Regions from separate parts of the Homo sapiens genome. Here regions 1 and 3 are each linked to region 2. A link is a loop called in an ENCODE intact Hi-C map of the cell type or tissue named here. Cell type or tissue: OCI-LY7. All regions are shown on one strand.

Region 1 (8,000 bases), 140 kb after region 2:
AACAAGCACACTGCTAAGAATATTAAGCCCCTCATGAACACCCGGACAGTTGGGTATTAGCCACATTTGCCAACATTAAGCTCAAAAAACAGGTGCCTCACTGCTTTTATCCTGGGGAGGTAGATAGCCAGTCCATCAGGATCCCTAGTGGAAAAAAGAGAAGAGGCATTTCACAAACTACTATGTTATTAAAAAAAGAAAAGAAATAAAAAAGGTACCACATCTGCTTTGCATGCTTTCAGGGTCTGAAAGGCCTATACAATTGCATTAGGTTTTTAAAAATGAGATTAAAGGAATTAATGTAAGATAGAACCATAATGGATTATTGGAGGGAAGGTAGGCACATTTAGGGGATGTTCTTGGCCTTTCCGTTTGGCTGACCTATCCCAAAACTTTTCCTCTGGGTCTCTATCAGAGACATGGCAGTAACCTGGATGGACCATAGGCACGAGTCCTGTAGCCCATTCCTCCCGAAGCTGCAGCCTTTTTCATCCTGCCATGTATCTGAGTTATGCACGTGCCTTGACACCTTCACTAAATCATATATAACTTGAATCCGGGGACTCAAGGGTTTCAACCATCTTTGTTTTCTTCTCCATTACTGTCACTGTGCTAGAGCCCAAGTCTCCTGAAATGCGCCCTGGAGCCTTGCTCAAAGATGTCAACCCAACATGCTGATCAGGTAGCTATTTTGTCTGAAGCTGGTAGTTCATGACAGGCTCTGACATGTGCTGAGCTTGCTCTGTGCCCTGCTTCCCCCAGGACATTGCAAATGGCTTTCTCCTAGGACTGTGTGTCATGCTTTTGGAGTGTGACAGCCTCAAATTGCTCTGTGACATAGTTAATGAAGTAGAGAACACCTCCTATTTTCTTTTTTTTCTTTTTTCTTTTTTGACCGGGGGAGAAAGCACAAATTCAGAGCAATTTCATGCCTTACTATAGTCGTGTGATAGTTTGCTGCCATTGCTAAATTGAGCTTGCATTGACCTCTGCTAATTCCAAGTCTGGAATCCTGGCCTCTACTTGACTATGATCGGCAGATAATGGCACCAGAATGATGCCCACCTCCTAATGTCCGGAACCTGTGAATATGTTACCTCACATGGCAAAAGGGATTTTGCAAATATGATTTATTTTAAGGACTGTGAGATGGGGAGATTATCCTTGATTGTTCAGTGGGCCCAATCTAATCCTATGAATCCTTCAAAAGAGAGGAACTTTCCCAGCTGTGGAGAGAGGAAGACATGACTGTGGGTCAGATGGATGCAACATGAGAAGGACTTTACCTGCCATTGATGGCTTTGAAGATGGAGGAAGGGGCTATGAGCCAAGGAATGTGAGGGGTTTCCAAAAGCTGACAAGGGCAAGGAAACAATTTCCAATTTCTTCCCTCGAAACTCCATAGAGAAACACAGTCCTGCCCACACCTTGATTTTAGCCCAGTGGGACCTATTTCAGCCTTCTGACCTATGGAACCGTAAGATAATAAATGTGTGTTATTTTAAACCACTAAGCTTGTTGTAATTTGTTACAGTAGCAAGAGACAACTAATGTCCTGCCATAGTCTGGACTGATGTGTCCTCAAAGATATAAAAGCAACCAATTCCCCACAGCTACTAGGCACTTGAGAATTGCTTATGAATTGCATATGGGGAAATCTCTGCTACTTGGGACTCTTGCAAAATATGTCATGGTGATATATGAGTTTTTCCACAGAGATGAGGGTTTGCCTGTTTAGGACCCAAACATTTTTTATTTTAAACATTTTGTAAGATAGATATATATATATATACATATATATATATATATAGAGAGAGAGAGAGAGAGAGAGACACTGAGTCTCACTTTGTCATCCAGGCTGGAGTACAGTGATGTGAAGTAGTTCACTGCAGCCTCAAACTCCTGGGCTCAAGTGGTCCTCTCGCCTCAGCCTTACAGGTGTGCACCATCTCTCTCAGCTAATTTTTTATTTTTGTGTAGAGATGGAGATCTTGCTATGTTGCCCAGGCTGGTCTAGAACCCTGGGCCTCAAGTGATATTCCTGCCTCAGCCTCCCAAAGCACTGGGATTATAGGTGTGAACCATCGCACCCGGCCAGATGAACATTTTTAATCCATAGGAAGATTAAATTCTGTCTAAATCATATATATGTATTATAACTCCATATATCTCTCCATATTTCTCTCCATATATATTTCATCATATATACAGAGAGAGATTATGTTCTTATTATTCCTTTCTGCTTAAATGGAGTACATTAAACTTTATTTAACATTTTTGTGATATGTGGGAGAACTTATTTTGGGCACTAATTATTATCCAATACTACATCATTGCCCTTGGCGATGACTGAATTTCAGAAAACTACCACATATTGCAGATTCTCTGGAAAGTTCCCAATTTTAGATTCTGTCCTACTTTCCTTATTCTTATCAGACTACTTTTCCTGATAAAGTGCTCAGGCACCATGGTCACTTTAGTTGAAAGTCTGCTTGTCTTCACAATAAATGTCCTCAAACTACCATCTAACAGGGAATCCTAAACCATTCTGTTTGCCTCAAATACATTAAAAAGAAATAAGAATGGTTTGTAACTTCCTGTTTGTTACTTTTCAACCCTGATCAATTATTTTCTGCACAAAATTTTTAGTTAGGCAATGGACTATTAGGATACTGACATGGTAAGACTAGGTCATTTGAGGCCTTGAGAAGTCAGTTGACTTTTGCGTCAAGCAGCTGATTTGTAGCAGCAGGGCCACGATGAAAACTCAGAATCCCTTAGTTTCTGTTCTTTGACCTGGTAGACCTACCAGCCTGCTTTCAGCTTAAGTAGCAAACCCTGCATTTCTCCCAAGGAACCCTTTAAGCCAGACTGCAGACGTCAATCAAAAAAGCCAGTGTGATTACGATCTCCCTTCTCAAAATAATGCTTCCTTTCTAAACCCAGTCTCCGAAGATCAAAACCAAAGTAGGCCTCCAAACTCTAACCACAACCGTCTTCAAAAGTTATGGGGAGTCCCATCTCTTAGCAGTCTAGCTGCAGCTGCTGAAGTCGCCACCTGCTCAAATGACTGAGACAGGAAGCTCCTTTCCAGGGGGTGCCATGGCTGGAACCAGTTTTATACAAGAGGACTCCTAGCTTCTTGGTCCCCGGCTTCAGACTTATTTAATTAGCTGAGACACTCCTGTGGTTGCTAATCACTCTTAGTACAAAGAGGCGTCAACAAGCCTGTGGGTTAAAAGCAGGTCTCTTCTGAGTTTACTTAGCTTGGTCTAGAGAGAGGTGAGTGAGTGAGTGTGTGTGTGTGTGTGTGTGTGTGTGTGTGTGACTGCGTGAGCATAAGCTGTATGAGATTGTCTATGCGGGACTGTATTTGATTGTGGATGATCGTGTGTGTGCACACATGCATTGTGTGTGCATGTGGGCATGCATGTGCACATGCTTCTGCGTGTGGTTGTGTGTAGTTCTCTGAGTGTAAACTTGTGTGGGATTGTGTACGCATGTGCATACCTGCATTGTATGTGCTTGTGTGCAAGTAAGTGTGTTCATGCACACAGCTAAAGGAGAAACAGAAAGAAGGGCAGGATAGAAGCACAGAAGGAAAAGACAGGCAACAAGAAAAGGCAGAGAATAGACATGTGGAGGCCAGATACAGACAGAAGGAGTGGGTGCAAGGAGCAGGGAGCAGGGAAACAAGTGACAGGGCAAAGGTGGAGAGCAGAGGGCGGGGAAGCGAAGAGAGAGCACAGGACGTAAGAAAAGGAAGGACTCAGCGGGGTGAGGCCTTAGCCATTTCAGGCCTTAAGAAATGCCTCGTTAGGGAGGCAGGTGGACTCCGAAGCTTCCAGGAGAGTGACGTCATCCCCTTGTCATTTTTCTGTGTCGACATCACAGAGTCTGCTGTCTTTGTGTCCTGGTGGTTCTCATCACCTAGCCTGGGCTCTGGCCTCAACCCCCATGGCCCTGGGAGATGGTGCCATCCAGTCATATCTGAAACCTCTTTGTTGGGCCTGTGGTTTTATTTTTTCTAATAACGTAGCAACATCAAACAAAGGAAGTCACGCTTGTCCTTTGCCTCAACAAGGTAAATAGTCGCTGCCCCAGCTCAGGTGCCTCCCTTGCAGAACACACACAGGTGGGGAAAAGGGCTTGCAGGGGGCCTTGGGCTTATGGGGATAAAGAGGCAGGAACTGAGTCTGAGAACAATAAAAACCAGGCCTGGCACTTGGTGTGGAGCAGTGACCAGGGAGAGGACTTGACCTGGGGAAGGGACAGGGCTCCAACAGGAGCCTTCTGAAGCGTGCGGGCCAGGAGGCCAACTGCATAGGGTGGCGAGAAGGACCCAGGACCCACCCCCCGTGGCTTTCCCTTTCAGGTCTGAGTCTCTCCGTGTGCAGAAGGAGGATTGCATTGGCTCAGTGCTTTCCAAAGTGCTGAGGGATTCCAGGGGCACCCACGGAGCTCCCCTGGGGCCTGTGGACGGGGGTGGGTGAGTGAGCAGGAGTCAGGTCTCCCCTCTGCACTGACCTGAGCTGCCTCATCTTTACATTTTACTTTTATTTAAAGACTGTAAGCCAAAGCCAGTGTGAAGCCTCCTGAGCTGGCTGATCTCCACATCCCTGCCAGCACCTTATGACCCACCATTCTACACTGGTGGAGGGGGGCTTATGTTAGCGCTATTGGGACCCTGGGACAGAGTTGACAGTGAACTTTGGCAGAGGAGGAGGTACCTTTTTCGTGTGATTAGGGAACCTGGATTCTTTCCCTGGCCCCAGCACCGGATGTGTACCCCAAAGAGGCTAACTCCTTGGGACTGAAGCCCATCTGCCCACAAGATGCAGGAGTTTGAAGGGTGCACCCCACCCTAAAGGGCACAGTCTCATCACCCTGAATTTCTGGGTTGGGCAAACCACTAGTTGACACAGTATTCAGCCATAAAGAAACAGAGAAGCTACTTCCTTGAAATCAGTGCTACCTTGATAAGTATAAATCCTGCAAGAAACCAAGGAGAAACCCATATGAGATATTAACTTGTTGGGTAGAAGGTCAGGTTCACGTTTCACAGGATGACAATGGCTGTGCTGTGACCCAGCAGGCTCTGTTGTATGTGCCAAGGCCTCCCAGCTGGTCTGGGCCAGTTCTGTCCTTCCACGCCTCACTGGGAGCCACCCATTTTGTCAATAAGCAGCTGGTATCCCTCTGCTTCTTAGTCATATGTCATTTATAGACTCCTGATCTGCCCCCAGTGTCACGGCCGTTGTAGGTTCTGGAAGGAACAGAAAGCAGGTAACTGACAGAAAAACCATCCACCCTCGGTTGAGTTCTCTTTGAGTTTTTCTCTTGGATTTGGGAGCTGGGGGCGGAGGGTGCCTGCCTGTGTGCTGGGGGTATGGGGAAAGGCATTCACCACCAGGCTGAAAAATGACCAACTGCTCAAAAGCCAGGTGGATAAATCTGCCAATTCAGTGAAATCACATCCTGTTCCATTCGGAGGGGACAGCAAACACAGATGCACACAGCGGAGTAGTAATTACATCTCAGAAGATGCTAAATATTTCAACGCCTGTCTGGTGCCGATTCTTATTGGAGGGAATTTTCTGGTGTTGGGTTTTACAGGCAGTAAAGTTGTGTACTGAGTTATTTTTCTCTACCTCTCAAAAAGCACTGTGTCCATATTTTACCATGTGTCAGGTAATATGGAAGTTGGCTTTATGCAAATCATTAGTTACCTTAAACCACAATCTCTGTACTCACACTGGAAAGCTCTTCCCTGGAGTTGTCTCTTTGCTGGGGAAAACTCTTCATCACTGGATGGTCGTTTATTTCTGTTTCTAGGAGCAACCACTTCAGATTCCTAGCGTGTGGGTGGTTTGCACGCATGAGTCATGCAGATGTTACGTTCCCCTGAAAGAACCAGCCAGATCTTTTACCAGGCAGGGACTTTGTCCCAAGCTGCTGTGACCTGGGAGGTTAGCCCTGCTACTGCAGCCAGAGGCTAACTGTTGAGGAGGCACAAAGGCCAGCCCCCTTCTCTGAAGGACGGTGTGACTGCCCTGTGGAAATGCCCCAGCGGCCCTTGGGCCTCAGGTCACAGCTCGGCTTTACCCAAGATCCATCCTTGCTTGGCCCGTCCTTCCCTAATGCTCGTGGAGGTTTTTCCTGAAGGGCGCTCCCTGGAGAAATCACATGCCCCGGAATCCCTGTCTTAGGCTCTGCTTCTAGAACCTGAACTAAGACAGGAAGTAGGCCCCTACAGCGATGGCCCTGAAGAGCCTGGATTCCATGGTCTTTTACCTGGTGTCATAAATGGTTCCCCCAAGTCAGTCCAGTTTCTCTAGTTTCCCTGAGAACTTTGCCTGTGGCAGAGGCAGATCACAGAGGCTCCACTCCAGCACAGAGCAGGGAGACAGCAGGTCACACCACTGCCAGTTGAGTGCTCTGCCAGTTGATGGCAACTTTAGTAGGATGGATTCTTCCTAGGATGCACCTATGAGGCAAAGTGTTTTGTCCCAAGGGTCACAGGCTTACAATGATGGGCAGAGAGAAACCCATTTGCTTTGTGCAGACACCTAAAGGACTACTGTGAACGGGCTCTCCCTTACCAGGCTACTGCTGTCATCTGAAGTTCCAGTTTTAGAGATTTAGTTCTTGGTGGCACACAACTATAGTTCTAGCTACTTGGGAGACTGAGGCAGGAGGATCACTTGAGCCCAGGAGTTTGAGACCAGCCTGAGCAACATAGTGAGACCCCCTTCTCTATATTTTTGTTAAAAAGAGATTTAAATCTTTATGTTGAAACACAATCTGACTTATTACTGTGTCAGCCATTAGCAGTTTCACGTGAATTAATTTGTCCCAGAGTCCAGTGTGACAGCTGGTCCAGGCAGCATTGGATGGGGGCAGGGAGGAAAGTTAGGGCCAGAATAGAAGTTTGGGTGAGACGCTCATGCCATGGACTGGGGCAATGTGAGAGGCCACAGCCAAGGTCTGCCCTTTTCCCAGTTTTGCTGATCACAGTGGTAGTGAAAAAAAGATCCATTTTTAACGATCCTCCTTTTCTATTTCGGAGTCATACACAGTGATGGACACATAGCAGGACTTAAAAATGCTTGCTCTGCAACACGAAGACAACGACTGAATGACCCCACTTCCATGAGGTATCTAGAGTAACCAAACTCATAGAAACAGAAGCTAGAAGGCGGTTGCCGGGGTCCAGGGGGAGGAAAATGGAGAACTGTTGTTCAATGGTGATGGAAACGCTTTGGAGATGGGTTGTATAACAGTGTGACTATACTTAACACAACTGAGCCGTGCACTTAAAAATGGTTGATGGAAGCCCTGAAACTCTGTACGTCTATTACGCATCATTAAAAATATTGCTCAAAAAATAGTCGATGGCAAATTTTATGTTATGTATGTTTTACCACAGTATAACATTTTTAAACAGTGCATGCTTTTCAAAGACAATTTGGGCTTTTCATAGAGCAGATCCTCGGGAACTATTTGTTGACTTACTTGCAGAGCACATTCCTTTGGCAAACTCCCAAACCTAAGAGAAAGGCTCAAAAAGAAATAAGCAAAAAAAAGCATAAAGGCCCTGAAGCCCTTCAGAAACCTGTTTCCAAATTCTTCCAGATTCCAACTTCTCCCCTACTGAGGCTGTTCCCAAACCTGTCTCCACACGCCTCCCACTCCAAACCCAACCCTGCCCTGGCCCTGCCACATTTCCAGATTCTCTGTTGCTTCCCTCCTTTCAGATTCTACTTTTATCTTCTCAGATGTTAACTCTTTCCCCATCCAAAGCACAAAAAATTAGCCAGGCATGGTGGCATGTGCTTGTAATCCCCACTACCTGGGAAGCTGAGGTGGGAGGATTGCTTGACCCCGGAAGGTTGAGGCCGCAGTGAGCCGTGATTGTGACCATGTGACTGCACTCCAGCCTGGGTAACAGTGTGAGACACTGTCTCAAAAAAAAAAAAAATTGATTTGTCGTTATCAGT
Region 2 (8,000 bases):
TACTTTTGTGGCTGAGTACGTTTCTGGAGCTTGGATAATAATACTGGGACATATCTAGCAATGTGCAGACTTGCTTTTCACGGTGAGTGAAAAGTACGACTTTTACTATTAAGAACTCTGTTGTGCTGCGTTAAGAGCTGGAACTGAGTCCTCATTTGAGGACTGTTAGGAAGATGGACAATCACCCACCATTCCCCGGGAACCACATCCGATGCGTGCACGTTACCGTGCCTGTCTGGAGACCAGCGGACTTCAATTCGCCTTACTTCAAAGGTCACTGGGAGGGAAGGTTGGGTGCCTCACTCATGGTCTGACATATCTGAGTCACACATCTCCCAAGCCACCATGTCACAGCCCGGGTGGGGCACCAGCCTCTCCACTCAGCATGAGGATTACAGGTTTGAAGTTGGCTTTTGTTGACACAATTGGAACCATTGCCAATTGTTTATATTTTGATAAGGATCTAACAATCATCTTGAAAACCACAAAGATGGTGATCATGAAGACACAAAGGCATATTTCTAATGAATTCAAGTTCATGTATGTTATCTAAATCAATGAGTAGGAAATTGAATTCTCAAAACACTGAGGTTTTGGTCTTGGAGCTGGGCAGGGTGCGAAATCATCATCTAGGGCGGTCGTTCGGCGGAACCTGGCTCAGAACACAGAATGTGGCCATCTGGCGGTTGCACATATGGATTACGTCTCTGTCACTTTCAGCAGTTACTATTACTTTTTTCTTTAGACAGTCTTGCTCTGTCGCCCAGGCAAGATCAGGGGCGTGATCTTAACTCAACAATCTCTGCCTCCTGGGTTCAAGCAATTCTCCTGCCTCAGCCTCCCAAGTAGCTGGGATTACACACCTATGCCACCATGTCTGGCTAATTTTTGTATTTTTAGTAGAGGCAGGGTTTCGTCATGTTGGCTGGGCTGGTCTTGAACTCCTGACCTCAGGTGATCCGCCCACCTCGGCCTCCCAAAGTGCTGGGATTACAGGCGTGAACCACTGCACCCAGCCCAGCAGTTAGTATTTTAACCAAGTAGTGCCTAATCTCTGCTCCCCTGATAAACTCAGCAGCGACCCCCTGCCCTGTATCCCACGCTACTCCACTTCCAGCAGGGACAAAAGCGTTTTCCAGCCCTTTCAGCAAGGGGGAGTGCTCTGCCCAGAATAGAGCTTCACTCCTCGGCCACCCATTCCCCAGCCATCCAGCACTGAGGGACTCTTGTTCCCACTGCTTTGAGAAATGTCCCCTGAGAGGTCAGACCCAGTTTGGACACTGCAAGCCTTCCTTCCCGAGGCAGGGAGGAAAAGGTGAAATGGCCCCATAATGCAAAACATTGCTCACACCCAGGTTTCACTTCCTGGTCAGAACGCAAAGCAAAACCACCTGCTCCAACTCAGTCTCTGGAAGGGTCCCTGGGAAGCAGGGAAAGGAGAAACAGTAGAATTAAAAAGTAGGCCTCCTGGCCCAGTGCAGGGGCTCACACCTGTATTCCCTGCACTTTGGGAGGCCGACGTGGGCAGATCACTTGAGGTCAGGAGTTCAAGACCAGCCTGGCCAACGTGGTGAAACCCCATCTCTACTAAAAATACAAAAAATTAGCCAGGTGTGGTGGTGGGTGCCTGTAATCCCAACTACTCGGGAGGCTGAGGCAGGAGAATTGCTTGAACCCAGGAGGTGGAGGTTGCAGTGAGCCGAGATTGTGCCACTGTACTCCAGCCTGGGTGACAGAGCCAGACTCCCCCTCAAAAAAAAAAACAAAAACAAAAACAAAGTGGGCCTCCTGTGGGTGAGCAGAGTCCCTTCTGGCTTGGGTGGGGAGGGGAGAAGATGCGCTTTTGTTAAACCCACAGGAAATAAGTCAAGGTCAAAAAGCTGTTTGAATTGGAGTCAGATCTATCTGAAGAAGTCTAATTTGTGTCAGAATCTTTGTCATTCTCTGCCTGTTGCTCAAATAGGGCATGTGATTATTGAACAAATCACGAGAGATAAGGAGGGCTGTTTCAGCTTTCCCTGGAGGTGGGGTGAGGGTCATAAGGAGTGGGGACTGGGGACCATGTATTATTTCCCAGTGCTGCCTAGGATCGAAGAAACAGTTTGTTGTAAATATTAATTGAATCAATGTTGCCTGAAATTAAAGGAACATTATAATTCGTGCCTGTGTGTATAACCCTCAGGCAATTAAACGGTGTAGAAGTCAGTCAGTCAGAGGCCCACTATGCAATAGCAGCTGTGAGGCAGTGTTTCCCCACCTAAATAAATTGTTTTATTTGATAAAGAATTTTCAAGCTGGATGCGGTGGCTCATGCCTATAATCCCAGCACTTTGGGAGGCCAAGGTGGGAGTATTGCTTGAACCCAGGAGCTCAAGACCAGCTTGGGCAACATGGCAAGACCCTGTCTCTACAAAAAATAAATAAAATAAAATAGCCAGGCATGGTGGCACGTGCCTGTGGTCCCAGCTACACAAGAGGCTATGGTGGGAGGATCGCTTGAACCCAGGAAGTTTTGGCTGCAGTGAGCTGTGATCATGCCACTGCACTCCAGCCTGGGTGACAGAGAGAGACCCTGTCTCCAAAAACAAAAAAAAAAAAAAAAAAGGAATTTTCAAACTGGGGCATATGGACAAAAGTTCACTCTTCTTACTGGGTGTGAGACCTCAGGTGAGTTACTTAACCTCTTTGAGCCTGTATTAGTTTGCTAGGACTGCCATAACAAAAGATCACAGACCGAGTGGTTTAAACAACAGAAAGTATTTTCTTACAGTGCTGGAGGCCAGACATCGGACATCAAGGTGTCAGCAGGTTTGCTTTCTCCCGAGGCCTTTCTCCTTGGCTTGCAGATGGCCACTTTCTTGCTGTGTTCATATGGTCTTCCCTCTGTGTTTGTCTGTGTCCTAATCTTCTCTTCTTATAAGGACACCAGTCAGATTGGATGAGAGCCCACCCTCATGACCCCATTTCAACTTAATTACTTATTTAAAGGCCCCTTCTCCAAATATAGTCACATTGTGGGGTTCGGGGGGGTGGTTAGGGTTTCAGCATATGAATTTTAGGAAGACAGAATTCAGCCCATAACAGAGCGCCAGTTTCCTCACTGGTAAAACGGATAAAATTTGCCCTCCTTTCTTGTTTTGAGACTCAAATGAGGTAAAGTAAGAAAAAGGACTTTGGAGGGTGTCAGGTGCTAGACAAAGGAAAGTGGTCATCCCATAGAGGTGGGACAGACCGCTTCGGACGATGTGCCTATAGGTCTGGTGAAAAGTTGTATTCTCTGTACACACCCAAGATTTGGAGGCCAAGTTCCTTGTGAAAAGATACATTTGCAAAGAGGCTACTAAATGTCATGCCTTGTTGGGAATTTGAGCCTAGAGTGATATTGCAAATAAAACATTCATTTATTTATCCATCACCATCATCGACTGCACGCCTACTCCGTGCTGGGCCCTGTGAGGGCCCTCACCTATTGCTGAGGCCAGATGGCAAGGAGGCTGGGTGAACTCAACAGGAAATTGAGCAGAGAGTGGACTCCTGGTTTGCCTTCTCTACAGCTTTCAGGGAGCTTCACTGAAAATCTCTCTTGCAGTCAACAACTTCCCTCTGGCTTTCTCTTCCTCAGTTATAAATGGCTTCTCAGGATCCGGAAGTTCGGAAGAACTTGGATGTCATCCTGGGTCTGGAAGTGGAGCCACATGGGTCAAACTCAGGCTGGGACGAAATTCACTTCCTGTCATTCTTAGGGACTGGGTATCTGACACAGTGAGATAAGCCTGGGTTCTATGAAAGACAAGGGCCAGTTACACACACCTCTACACAACTCTCCCCCCAACACATGCACACACACATACACACACACACATGCACAGAGTCCAGAAGAGCTTGCACCTTGGCTAGAGAAAGCAGCATTGGTAGTTTTTAGTGTTAGGAATTTCCAACCCATACTGAAAGCGTGTGCTTAGTTCACAGAGGGCAAAATAATACCATCGTGCACCACTGACCTCTGTCTCTTGGCTTTTGAAATTTCAAAGCTGAATAAGAAGCATAATGCCCACCCCGCCTACCTCAGCTATGGGAACCCCTTTTCTGTTGGGCTCTACTTCATGTGATAGGGGTGAAAGAAGATGAGAAACACAGCTCTGTACCCCCATGGGCATCCAACAGCAACATGGTGACACCTTCATTTCTTTTTGGTGCCAAGTCCTGAGTTTGAAGTCTTATTCTTCAAGAGGAATCCCAAGAAGAAATAAGTCAGCAGCTACAAAATGAATACTGCAATACATTGAGGTAGACACCAGCCTACAGTCCTAAGGCAGGAAGGGGCAAAAAGAGCAACAGGAAAGTACAGCTTGCTACATGAAAAAAGCAATCTCAAAAGAATGGGAAGATGGACCTCAGGCATTTAAGGTTTTACCTCGGAACGCCAGACTATTCTGTATCTTGGAAACACTCTTTCTTTTTCTTTGGACTTCAATCTTTATTTCCAAATCAGGACTGGAAATGGGAATTATGAAGCCAAAAATATCAAACAGCCTCAGATCCTTTGGTTAAAAACATCAGCGGCAACACACGACTGAGCTTACCTCCCCCATTCTTGACATTTCATTATAAGAGGAAAACCACAAGCCGAACTTAGCAAAGGCTGTTATAATTAACTCACAAGCCCTCGTGTGCTTACTAGTGGTTTTTAAGTTTCTGAGGCTTAGATGTAATGTAAGATGTGTTATTTAATATGCATTATGGAGGGAGGAAACAAAGACACATTTTTATTCTCTTTTGCTATACAGCAGCCTGGTTGGTTCCATTCCATCCATTTAATTTACTGTTTCCAGGCACAAGGGAATTGTTTCCATGTGACACTTATCTATATAAATTTGGGATAAACGGAATTAACGTGTCAATTGAGGTTCTTGATGGCAAATAACAGAGACCAAGTCTGGCCCTGTGAGGCAAAAAAGGAATTTATTAAAGTGTATTAGGTGACTCAGAATCCCAGGAGGCTGCAGAGTGAAGCTGGGAGGCTGTGTATCCCGCGACCATTCCGCAAATCAGTTCTAGCGGTGGTCCGGTGGATGGATACCCTCCTGTCTTTGCTCTGGGCAGAGATGCTGCAGCTTGCCCTGAGAGCACCCTGACATTGCACAAGCTGCTGGGTCTCCTGTAAACTGGCTGTAGTGGCCACCATCCTGCCAGTGCGCCCACAAGTCCTAACTGGGCTCCCCTGGTTCTCATTTGGTGCCCCCTTCTCATGTTCCTCCTCTAAAGATCTCTACTCGAATCCCGCTCCCTGCCCATTTTGGTTACCCTTACCCAAAGGAAGGGGGCTCACACTCTAGAAACACACACACACACACACACACACACACACACACACCCCCTGTACCCCAGTGGCTTTTGCCCAGGTTGGAGTCATTTTATCCGCAGTGGCCCCTGGGGCTTCATGGTCAGTGATGTTGAGAGAGGTGGTCCAGACCCTGTGGTGATCAAGTTCCCCAGGCAGGGTCTCCTTGTTCCCAATCCTGCCGTGGACTTGGAAGGCACTCCTGATTCTTTACTTAACCATTTAGAGCAAGCTCACACATGTCTCCAAAGGACAGATGTCAAGCCTTGGGAGACAGTATATTCTGAACTCATATCAGGAAAGAAGAGTCTTATATTCATTGCAAGGTTCTTTTCTGACATGGTCTGTGAGCCTCATTTTTATGCAGAGTGGTTACCTTGGAATCCCCCAAGACAGTTTCAGGCCCACACTATTTTCTATTGGCTACTCCCATTGGTGGACCTGGCCAGGGCTCCTGGCTGACTGTGTATGGCAAGATCCTTCCCCATCTCCCTCTTCGGGGTGGGGGATAGTACAGGGCCCGGTGCTGATGCTTCCCATCACCATGTGATGTCACTCCTCATGTGCGGGTGGGGCAAGGCCATATACAGAACATTTGAGGTGGTGGAATTACCAGCTTGAGAATTAACCGTTCCTACTTTTCTCAAGTTGTAAGCTCTACGACAAAGAAAAAGAGGTAGCTTTTTTCCCTTCTTATCCCAAATGAGGAGCCAGGTTCCGTGTCCTGGATGTCTGAACTTCTTTTATCTCCAAGGAGCATTAGATATCTTTGTTTTCAACAGTCGGAGTTCCTGTGTGAGACAGTACACAACCCACTGGAACGACAGGGCTCTGTGGGGTGAAGAGGAGGACAAAGGGAGCAGAGCCCCAAGGCTGGTGGGAGGGCAGGAGAGGAGACTCTGGAACAGTGCAGGGCACTCCCACGGGCAGGCACTACCTCAAGGAAGGTGACAACTTGGATAATGGCTGCCTGCCTGGAGGCCAGTGAAGGACAGGGTACTGATCTGTCATGCAGGGCCCTGATAGCCAAGGCAAGTGTCTCCCAGTACCGAACCTAGAATGCAGGGGCTGGCAAACTTGGTATATTAGTCCGTTCTCACATTGCTGATAAAGACATACCCGAGACTGGGTAATTTATAAAGGAAAAAGGTTTAATGGAGTCACAGTTCCACATGGCTGGGGAGGCCTCACAATCATGGCAGAAGGCAAAGAGAAGCAAAGGCACATCTTACATGGCAGCAGGCAAGAGAGCTTGTGCAGGGAAACTCCCATTTATAAAACCATCACATCTCATGAGACTTATTCACTATCACGAGAACAGTATGGGGGAAACTGCCCCCGTGATTCAATTATCTCCACCTGGCCCCATCCTTGACACGTGGGGATTATTATAATTCAAGGAGAGATTTGGGTGGGGACACAGCCAAACAATATTGCTTGGCATAAACTGCCTGTTGGCACCAGGATGGACCTGACCTGGGCTTGCTGAGCTAGTGAGGCTTGACTCAGACAGAACCACAGCACTGGAAAGACAGCGGTGGGCAGTGGGCTATGCCCACAAGCACATAAGGTGATGCAAGGCAAACCAGCTGAGTACGACCCTAGACTTAGAGAATTGTTTAGGGCCCCTCTATGTTCCCAGAGGTCCCGTACAGCCCAAGAGTAGGGGTGGCAGCACCAGAGAGTAAAAAGGATATTGGATTTCTTCCTAACTCTTCAAAAGACACTTGTTTTGGAATGATTTCAGATTTGTGGAAATGTTGCAAAGATCATACAGAAAGTTTACGTCCTTCACCCAGCTTTTACCATTGTTACATTTCCATGGTACATTTGTCAAAACTCAGAGATGTCATTAGTACCTTTTATTACTAACTAACTTCCAAACTCTGTTCGAATGTCACCAGTGTTTTCATTAGTGCCCTCCTTCTGTTCCAGGAGCCACTTCTGTGTACCTTAAAGCATCTAGTCGGCATATGTCCCCAGTCTTCTCTGGCCTATGACAGTTTCTCAGGCTTGCCTAGTTTTTTGTGACCTTGACACCTTGAATAGTACTGTCCAGCTAGCCTGTGGAATGTCTCCCAAACTGGGTTTGTGGAGATTTTTCTTACGATTAGATTTTTCTTATGATTAGTGGTGGGATTTGGGGAAGTGCCCTTCTTATCCCATCACATGGAAAGTATACCGTACCCACATGGCATCACCAGTGTGCCAGCCCTCATCACTTCATTAGGGTGATGTCTGCTGGGGTCACCACTGAAAGAATTCTTTCCCCTTTCTCTATTCTATTCTTTATAAGCCACCCTAACACCTTTTAATTTGCAATAGAAAAATAAAGAAGTGCGATGCTATTTGCAACTGAGTGTCATGGAAGAATTCTTGCCTGTTATATTTGTCTTTGAGCAAGGGTTTTCTTGAAGCCATCAACCAAAAGTAGTAACTCTAATGGTAGGAATTTCAGGCTTTGTGACAGTTGGGTGTGGGCGTGTGGGCTTCGGCGACAAACGTAAGCAGCGTTCTCCAACCTACCACTCAGGCAGTGCCCTGCTCCGCCTGGATATGGGGACAGACCACGGAGAGTTTGTTTATAAAACCTTGGTATAGGGTTTGAAAACTTAACACTCCTATACACACGAGGGACCATCTTACCAATTATTTTCTA
Region 3 (8,000 bases), 230 kb after region 2:
AGCTGCCAATTTTATTTTCTTTTCCAATCCTTTTCCTAGCTTTGTCCTGAGAGTGGGTTCCAGTTTTGGAGCTGTATGGAGAGCCAAAACTCCAACAGAAATCCCACTGCAACTCTAGCCCAAGAAACCACATAACCTGGACAGTGTGGGAGAAACCCTGAGGAGAACAGCTGGGGAAGGTGGCTCCTTATTTCTGAGTATGAACACTCAGAAGTCTTTGTTTAACCCCTAAACTACAGTACAGGGAACAGATTTTAAAAAGTGTAGCAAATGCTTGGGGAGCTGATAACTGAATAACTGGGTTTACAGAAGGAGCGAGAGCTGATGGAAGATGAGACAGAAGTTATAATTTGAATTAAGAGGGTTGATGCCTACTAAAATAAGGCTACCAATGTTCCCTACAGGACTATAACAGAACCCAGAGTTCACATATCGTCACATTCCAACGTCCAGGATACAATAAAAAATTACCTGATATTCAAAGAAAAGAACAAGGAAATATGGTCAGTTATCAAGGTAGGGGGCAAAAAAAACAAGCAACAGATACCGATGCCAAGATAAAGCAGATGTTCGACTTACCAAAGACTTTCAAGCAACTAGATAACTATGCTCCATGAGGTAAAGAAAAACACAAATGAAGTAAAAAGACAGGAAATAAAAACAGAGAAATGGAAATTATAAAAAGTAACTAAAAATGTTAGAACTGAAAAATACCACAAGTTCACTGGATGATCTCATTGGCAAAAAGGACATGACAAAGAAAAGGTTAATGAACCTGAAGACAGCTCAACAGAAATTAATCCAATCTAAAGAACATAAAGAGAGAAAGAAGATTGAAAAAAAATAAACAGAACCTCAGGGACCTGTGGAACAGTTTCAAAATATCTAAATAAGTATACTGGAATCCCAGAAAAAGTGAATAAATAAGATTGGGGCAGAAAAAAATAACTGAGTAATGTCCCAACTTTCAAAATTTGATTAAATATATAAATTTAGAGAATTCAAGCTCAACACACACAAAATAAAATACATTAAAACCATGTCTAGACACATCATAAACAAACTGCTGAAAATCAAAGGCTAAACACACACACACACACACACACACACACACACACACACACACACACACACACAAACACATGCCTTGAAAGCAGCTGGGAAAAAAGATGCAATGAGGAATGGTTGCCTGGGGGATGTGGGTAAAGGTGGTGGGGAGGAGTGGGAAGGACTGCACACCTGTTACCTTGGGCAAGTTACTTAACCTGTTCATCTGTTTTCTCATTTGCAAAACGAGGAAAATAACAGCAAATGCCTTATAAGTCAGGTGGATTAAAAGAGATAATCTGTGTAAGGCATTTAGCATAGTACCTAGTGTAGAGTAAAATTTCAACAAATTTTGCTATAATTATTTTTTAAAGTTGTAAGTACAAAGATTAATAAAAGATAAATGTAAACATTTATAAATATCAGAAGAGATTATGAAAATAAAACAGCAAAGAAAGTGCATCATGTTGATAAACACAACAAATATAACCAAATACACATAATACTTGTACATTACCAGTCATATGAATAAGTACCAATGGGCTTAACTCATTATTAAAAGAAAAAGATTTGGATAAGTTCTTTACATAAAAGATACATCTAAGAAAATGTGAATCAGAAAGACTAAAAGTAAAGGGGTAGAAAAAGATATGCAAGGCAAATGAAAGCAATAAGAATATAAGGGTTGTAGATCTCCTCCTTCCGCGTCTCTAATTTCTGGGCCAGATGAGTGTTTTGCTCCACTTCATCATCTAAACTAAAGCTTACATGGGTTTCAGTTTATCCTTGCAAGTTCTAGTTCATGTTTGCACGTTCTTTCTGGTTTGCCCTTGTTCTCTGCTACTTTATATCCATCTTTCCTTCTCAACTGCCTGACCTGCCATCAGGAGATATAATTTGCCAGTAATTACAACTTTAATTCCAAACCAAAGCACAAGAACATACGCACACACACCTCTGCTTGAAGACTGTGAAAAGTTAGTAAACTTAGGTAGGTTGCAGGAGCACACAAAAGCAACAGCCTCACATATACTAGTTAGCCATGTAGCTCCACAATAACATAAGGTCAACTACCTATAATGAATTCTCTATTAGTTCTCTCATTATTATACCCAGTTGTGCTTCTCTGATCAAACTATGACTAATATACCAAAACTCTACATCTTAGTTTTGGTGTTAGCTCTACATGTATAAAATCTCCATCCATCCATTAGCAGTTTCCCTACTCACCCATGGTTCTCTAGCTCTCCCTATAGTAGATTCACCAGAAAGGGCACATGTGCACAGTATTCTCTGAGTTTTGGGACATTCAAACTGTTTTTCTTTAACCTTGATTGATTCTTGAAGGACAAATGGTTGGATATAATCTCTTTGGTTTATGGTTTACACTCATTAAGATTCCTGAAATGTCACTCTACTGTTGCCTTGCTTTGTACGTTATTTGTGAAAAGCATGGCCAGTCTAACTTACATGTCTTTGTAAGTTACGTTCTTTGTTTTTCAATGTTTAAAGTATAATAATTTTACTAGGATACTTCTTGGACTGTTCTGGGTCAATCACCCCCGGTACCTGGTAGGCCCTTTCAATATGTAGATTCAAGGTTTCTTTTCTTTCCAGAAAGTTTTCTTGGATTCTAATTTTAGATATTTGTTCCAGTCAGCTGTTCTGATTTTCTTGAAGGTCTCCAAGTAGTCTTATGTTGGACCTCCTCTGCCTGTTTTCCAATTCAATCATTTTTTTCTCTAAACCTTTTAACTTTTTTTTTTTTTTTAGCTCATTTTCATTCTCTGGGGTTTCCCTCCCTGCTTTTAATGCCCCTTAATAAATTTTTATACAAATTTATTGTCCCTTGGTCAAATTTAGTTTTCATTTGTAATACAATTTTGAATTTGTCTTCTCTTTTCTGGATTCAATTAACACTCATTTCCCTGTTTCTTTTTTGTCCATTTCTTATTTTGAAATTTCTGATTCAAGCTGTTTTTTTTTCATTATTCCTAAATGCTGACTAAGGATATTTAATCCAGTATGAAGCAAGGTGTTACAGTTTTGTCAATTTTGTATCAGCATTTTAACTCTGAATTGCATTTTCAGCTTCTTTTGCAGTAGTTTTTATATAGATGTGATCTGCTTTTTTCTATTCCTGTTCATTTTGCGAATAGGGTTCCTAGTTTGAGAGTGCCCTCTTCTGACAGTTCCCTTTTTCTGGGCAGTTTCATTGATGAATAGCATTGGTGTAAGGAGGGGTTGATATATCTTCTTTCTCTTTTGTTTCCATTAGAACCTTACCTTTTCCTTCATATACGCTTTTTTCCCTTCAGTGGCCTATCTCCAAGGGAAACCACATCTTTCTTATATAGCTGATTATCTCCCAGGAGCAATGCTTCTCTGAGGCTTCAATTCCTTGTCCTGCACTCTTGTAAGAGCTGGTGATATGGTCTAGTATGTCCAAACCTGTGTTCAGTATTTTATACTTTGTATTGGAGCTTCTCTTTCTGGGGGTAAGGAGACTATTCTGTTTGTGCGTTGTCTAAATACTCTGAACCACTCTGCTTGTTCTCATGGAGTCTTTTAAGTCTCCCCTACACTTGTTCTTGGCATCCACAGACTTACAGCAATAGAACCTTTATGGGAATTTAGTTTATTTCTGAACTTCCATCTAATGTCAAGGCCATGATATTCTCTGTCTCCTAGTATTGTGAAATGCAGGGCCAAGTGAGATTTTACTTGTTCTCCCCTTTTTTATTGTTTGGAACAGAGGGGAGGGACAGTGGGGAGATTCAAGATCAGGTAGCCACCATCCTCCTCCAAACCCAGAAGTAGCACAGATAGATTCTTTTTAATCATTAGGTTTATTGACATATAATTACTTACACTAATCTTTCATACTTTGTTAGTTGATTAAATAAACTAAGTATAAAACCAGAAACTGGTATAAAAACAGAAGTACAGTATAAAATAGAAGTATTTCCAGTAGTATAAAAACAGAAGTACTTCCAATACGATAAAGAATAAGGAAAAAAATGCCTACCATCTCTACTATTGTTTAACAATAAATTGAGGTGGGGCGTGGGGGATTAGCCAACATAATTAGACAAGTGAAATCAATTAGAGGCATAAGACTGAAAAATTTCTATATGGAGCTATAACAGTATATCAAGAAAAGTCCAGAGACTCAATTATAAAACTAAGTCAAATAATAAAAGATTCAGGGCCAGGTGCAGTGGCTCACGCCTGTAATCCCAACACTTTGGGAGGCCGAGGCTGGCTGATCACCTGAGGTCGGGAGGCCAAGACCAGCCTGACCAACATGGAGAAACTCTGTCTCTACTAAAAATACAAAATTAGCCGGGCGTGGTGGCACATCCACGTAATCCCAGCTACTTGGGAGGCTGAGGCAGGAGAATTGCTTGAACCTGAGAGGCAAACGTTGCGGTGAACCGAGATCACGCCACTGTACTCTAGCCTGGGCAATAAGAACAAAACTCCGTCTCAAAAAAAAAAAAAAAAAAAAAAAAAAGATGCAGGAAGCAAGAATAATTAACACATGGAAATCAGTAGCCTTTATATACTCAAACAATAACCAGTTAGGGGATATAATGGCAGACAAAACTTCATATACAATAAATAGCCATATAAACATAAGATTAACCCAACTCAAAAATACATCTTAAAATTACACCAAGATACCACTTCCTATCTATTAGATTGGTAAAAATTAAAAAGTATGTCAAGACAGTTTATTGAAGCAGCATCTGAGAAAGAGGTACACTCACACACTGCTAGCAGAAATACAAACTGGTACAACTTTCCTGATGAAGAACTAGGCAATACCTAACGAAACTACATATGTACTTAACTTTGACCCAGCAATGCCACTTTTAGGAATTTATCCTTAAGTGATTCCACCAGCAAGACAAAAGCATATCTACAAGATTATTTATTGCTTATAATTGCTAAATATGGAATGATCTAAGAGCCAACACACAGGATAGGAGAGTGGCTGAATGAGTTATGGCACACATATAGCGGAGTACTATGCAGTTATTTTTAAAAGTCAAGAAGTTCTCTATGAACTGTTATGAAGTGACTCCTGGGATAAAATTTTACATGAAAAAAGCGAGTGTATAAAAATGTCTACAGTATGTCACCTTTTGTTTTAAAAAAAAGGAAATTTTAAAAAATATAGGACAGAAATGGGAAGGCAAGAACAGTTAGAAGGGATGGGTGGATAGAATGAATATCTGTTTCATCCTCACTTTGAAGACCATGTTGTCTTACACACTCAAAAACTAAGTCAACAAAGATGGGGGGACTTAAAATGAAATACAAATAGAAAAAAATAAATCTAACGATACTTTAGATGAATAACATAATTTAATGGGGGAAGCTGAGAAGTGGGAAGGAATAGCCTAAGTAATTTCTGAATTATTTGAGAAACTAGAAGCAAAAACACCATAGTAGCAATGAGCACATCTAGTTCCCAGACCTTGGTTTCTCAATACCATTCCCTACTAAAAGGGATCAAAGCTCCTTAAAGAAATAGCTGACTCAGGGTTGGGCTGGAAAAACACAAGATACATATGGAAATATTTTGGTGTATTTAGTAAGGAAGGGCTCAAAAAACGACAAAGAAATACCAAAAGATCACAGAAGACAGCCTGAAGGGGATCCTATTAGTCAAATCTTGGACCATTGGAATACCAAAATAAATTATCACAGTAATTATTTATAACCCAATGAATTTTAAATAAGAATCCATGAGTTAAATCTGTATACATTTTATGTACATTATATATATGTAATATTTATCATAAAGTATGTTATCATGTATCACACATTTTCCTACTGATAAATATATCCCAACATTTCCTTGAAGAAGTGATGACTGAAGTGAGATGTGAATGATGAGGTGTTAGGTGCAGAGAACGCTGAAGGAGATTCCAGGGAGAGACAACAGCACCTACAAAGAGGAAGCAGGAAGGATAGAAGAAACTGAAGAAGGTAAGTGACTAGGCACAGAGAACAATGGAGAACGTGGGACAAAATGAGAACAAACATACAGATGGGATCAGTCTTGTAAGTCATGGTAAAGATTTATATCTTTATCCTAAGAAAAATGGGAAGTTATATGGAGAATGAAGGGCAAGTCTCAAAGATATTTCAAACTAAACTCATAACCTTCTCCTCCAAATATGACCTTTTCAGTGTTTCCTGTCACTGCATGGCACCATCATCCATCCAATTATAGAAGCAAAAAACCAGTCTAGGACATCTCTGTAGTAATCAATCAGCCCACTCTCATCATCCATACTTAATCCACAATCAAGTCCTATTGCTCTTATCAGCTATGACTAGTTTCAAGTTGTTATCCTATTCACAGAGAGCACAACAGCCTTGTCACAGATTTCCCATATCCATTCTTGCCCACCAAGTAGTTATCCATCCTGAAGTCACTGATCTTTTAAAAACACAAATCTGATCATGTCACCTTGTTGCAGAAAATCCTTCATTGGCTTTCAATTGTTCCTAGTATAACAAATCTCATCTCTCCAGTATCTTCTCCACACTCTTTTCCTCCTGCAGTATATTCTAGGACTTCCTTTGGTTCCTCAATAATATTATTCCTTTTGCTTTATAGGGTTGGCATACAGTGTTCCCTCTGACTGGAATGTTCTCATCTGTTCTCACCTACTAAAGCCACGCTTGTCTTTTAGAACAGAAGTTCAATTTTTACTTTCATAAGAAAGATTTCTTCCAGATTAAACTCTATAATGTCATCATAGCAGCCTGTAATTTTTCCTATAGATCACTAATCAGAAATTATAAAAATATGTATGATTATTTAATTATATGCCTTCTTTTGTTAGACTATAATGCCTACTAATTACATAGGTCCCATGCATGTTTTATTATTCTCCAGTGCCTAGTACGTAAGTAGGAAACAAATGATTTCACAGGACATAAATACTGAAGGAATTTATAAATCTGTATAATAAACCATATCATATTGTCCAAATAGGAGATCTATATTGATCTACGTACAAACACAATTGCCAAATATCCACTCCCATTTGTTTCTGTAAGAACCTCAATATGCAGATTTTTCTTAAATTATTTAGCTTTTTCTGTTAATCATGCATACTGAAAAGCGGATGTAAAAGATTCTGCCCTTTATGAATCCTTTGCCAACATAGGGATCAAAATTACTCCATTTAAGAGAAAATACAGAAGAAAGGAAAGAAGAGAGGGAGACAGGAAAGAGGGAGAGAAGAGGGCAAGGAAGAAGGGAATGAGGGAAGGAGAAACTATATCAAAAATTGTAACTTCCTTCTTCTCAGTGAAGTAAAACACCACCATCACCACCAATAAAAAAACCACACATACATGGTGGCTCAGGCTGTTTGTAATACCAGCACTTTGAGAGGCTGAGGCGGGCAGATCACTTGAGCCCAGGAGGTCGTGGCTGCCGTGAGCTGTGATCGCACCAGTGAAATCCAGCCCAGGCAACAGAGTGAGACCTTGTCTCTGACTAACCAACAAAAAACATGATAAATATATAACTGCTTCTAAAATATTAGTAATAAAACCACTTTTTAAAATACATATTTTTAAAGCTTCAAAAGTCTTATTGAGAGACGTATACTTCTAAATGCACTCAATTACAATTGTATATACTATAGTAGAACGTGTAGTTTAATCACAGGCAATGTAAAAACCTAGTTAAATGCAAGGATTGAGACTATTTGAGGCATTTCGAAAGATGCTAAAAAAACAAAAACAAAAACAAAAACAAAAACCTGTAATGGAGACATTCTGAGATCCAGAAGACAACCATGGCTTCACTAGACAAAAAGGATGAGACGATGATTCCAGGCAGAGGGAACACTGTGTCAAGGTGTTAAAGCAAGAGGAACAATGATACTTAGGAACTGAAGGAAAGCCAGGGAGGCTAG

The links. Peaks named below come from ENCODE experiments on the same cell type or tissue, not always from the same donor. Only the 100,000 strongest peaks of a DNase experiment are listed, where the experiment ranks them.
Region 1: a loop joins it to region 2, with 3 times the contacts of the local background. A loop is called at or near these places in 7 of 110 quality-filtered maps.
Region 3: it touches region 2 in a loop (2.4-fold over the local background); 5 of 110 quality-filtered maps call a loop at or near these places.

The regions. Positions count from the first base shown.
Region 1 is chr10:113,956,752-113,964,751 of GRCh38, reverse strand. It overlaps LOC124902507 (a long non-coding RNA gene), which reads left to right and starts at 4,110. Exons shown (of 2, transcript XR_007062296.1): 1 at 4,110-5,286; 2 at 7,070-7,390. RefSeq lists enhancers at 3,822-4,111, 5,588-6,088. In OCI-LY7, no CTCF peak of the experiment used is centred here; DNase peaks (open chromatin) are centred at 3,041, 3,751, 4,011 and 5,141; H3K4me3 peaks cover 3,106 bases; H3K27ac peaks cover 3,677 bases.
Region 2 is chr10:114,092,749-114,100,748 of GRCh38, reverse strand. No RefSeq gene overlaps it. Among named protein-coding and RNA genes, the nearest start is that of ADRB1, 53 kb to the right of the region's middle. In OCI-LY7, no CTCF peak of the experiment used is centred here; DNase peaks (open chromatin) are centred at 1,358, 4,328 and 4,638; H3K4me3 peaks cover 1,788 bases; H3K27ac peaks cover 1,168 bases.
Region 3 is chr10:113,867,580-113,875,579 of GRCh38, reverse strand. All of the region lies in intron 2 of NHLRC2 (NHL repeat containing 2), which reads right to left. Among named protein-coding and RNA genes, the nearest start is that of NHLRC2, 17 kb to the right of the region's middle. In OCI-LY7, CTCF peaks have their summits at 3,026 and 3,234 (motif pointing left); no DNase peak of the experiment used is centred here.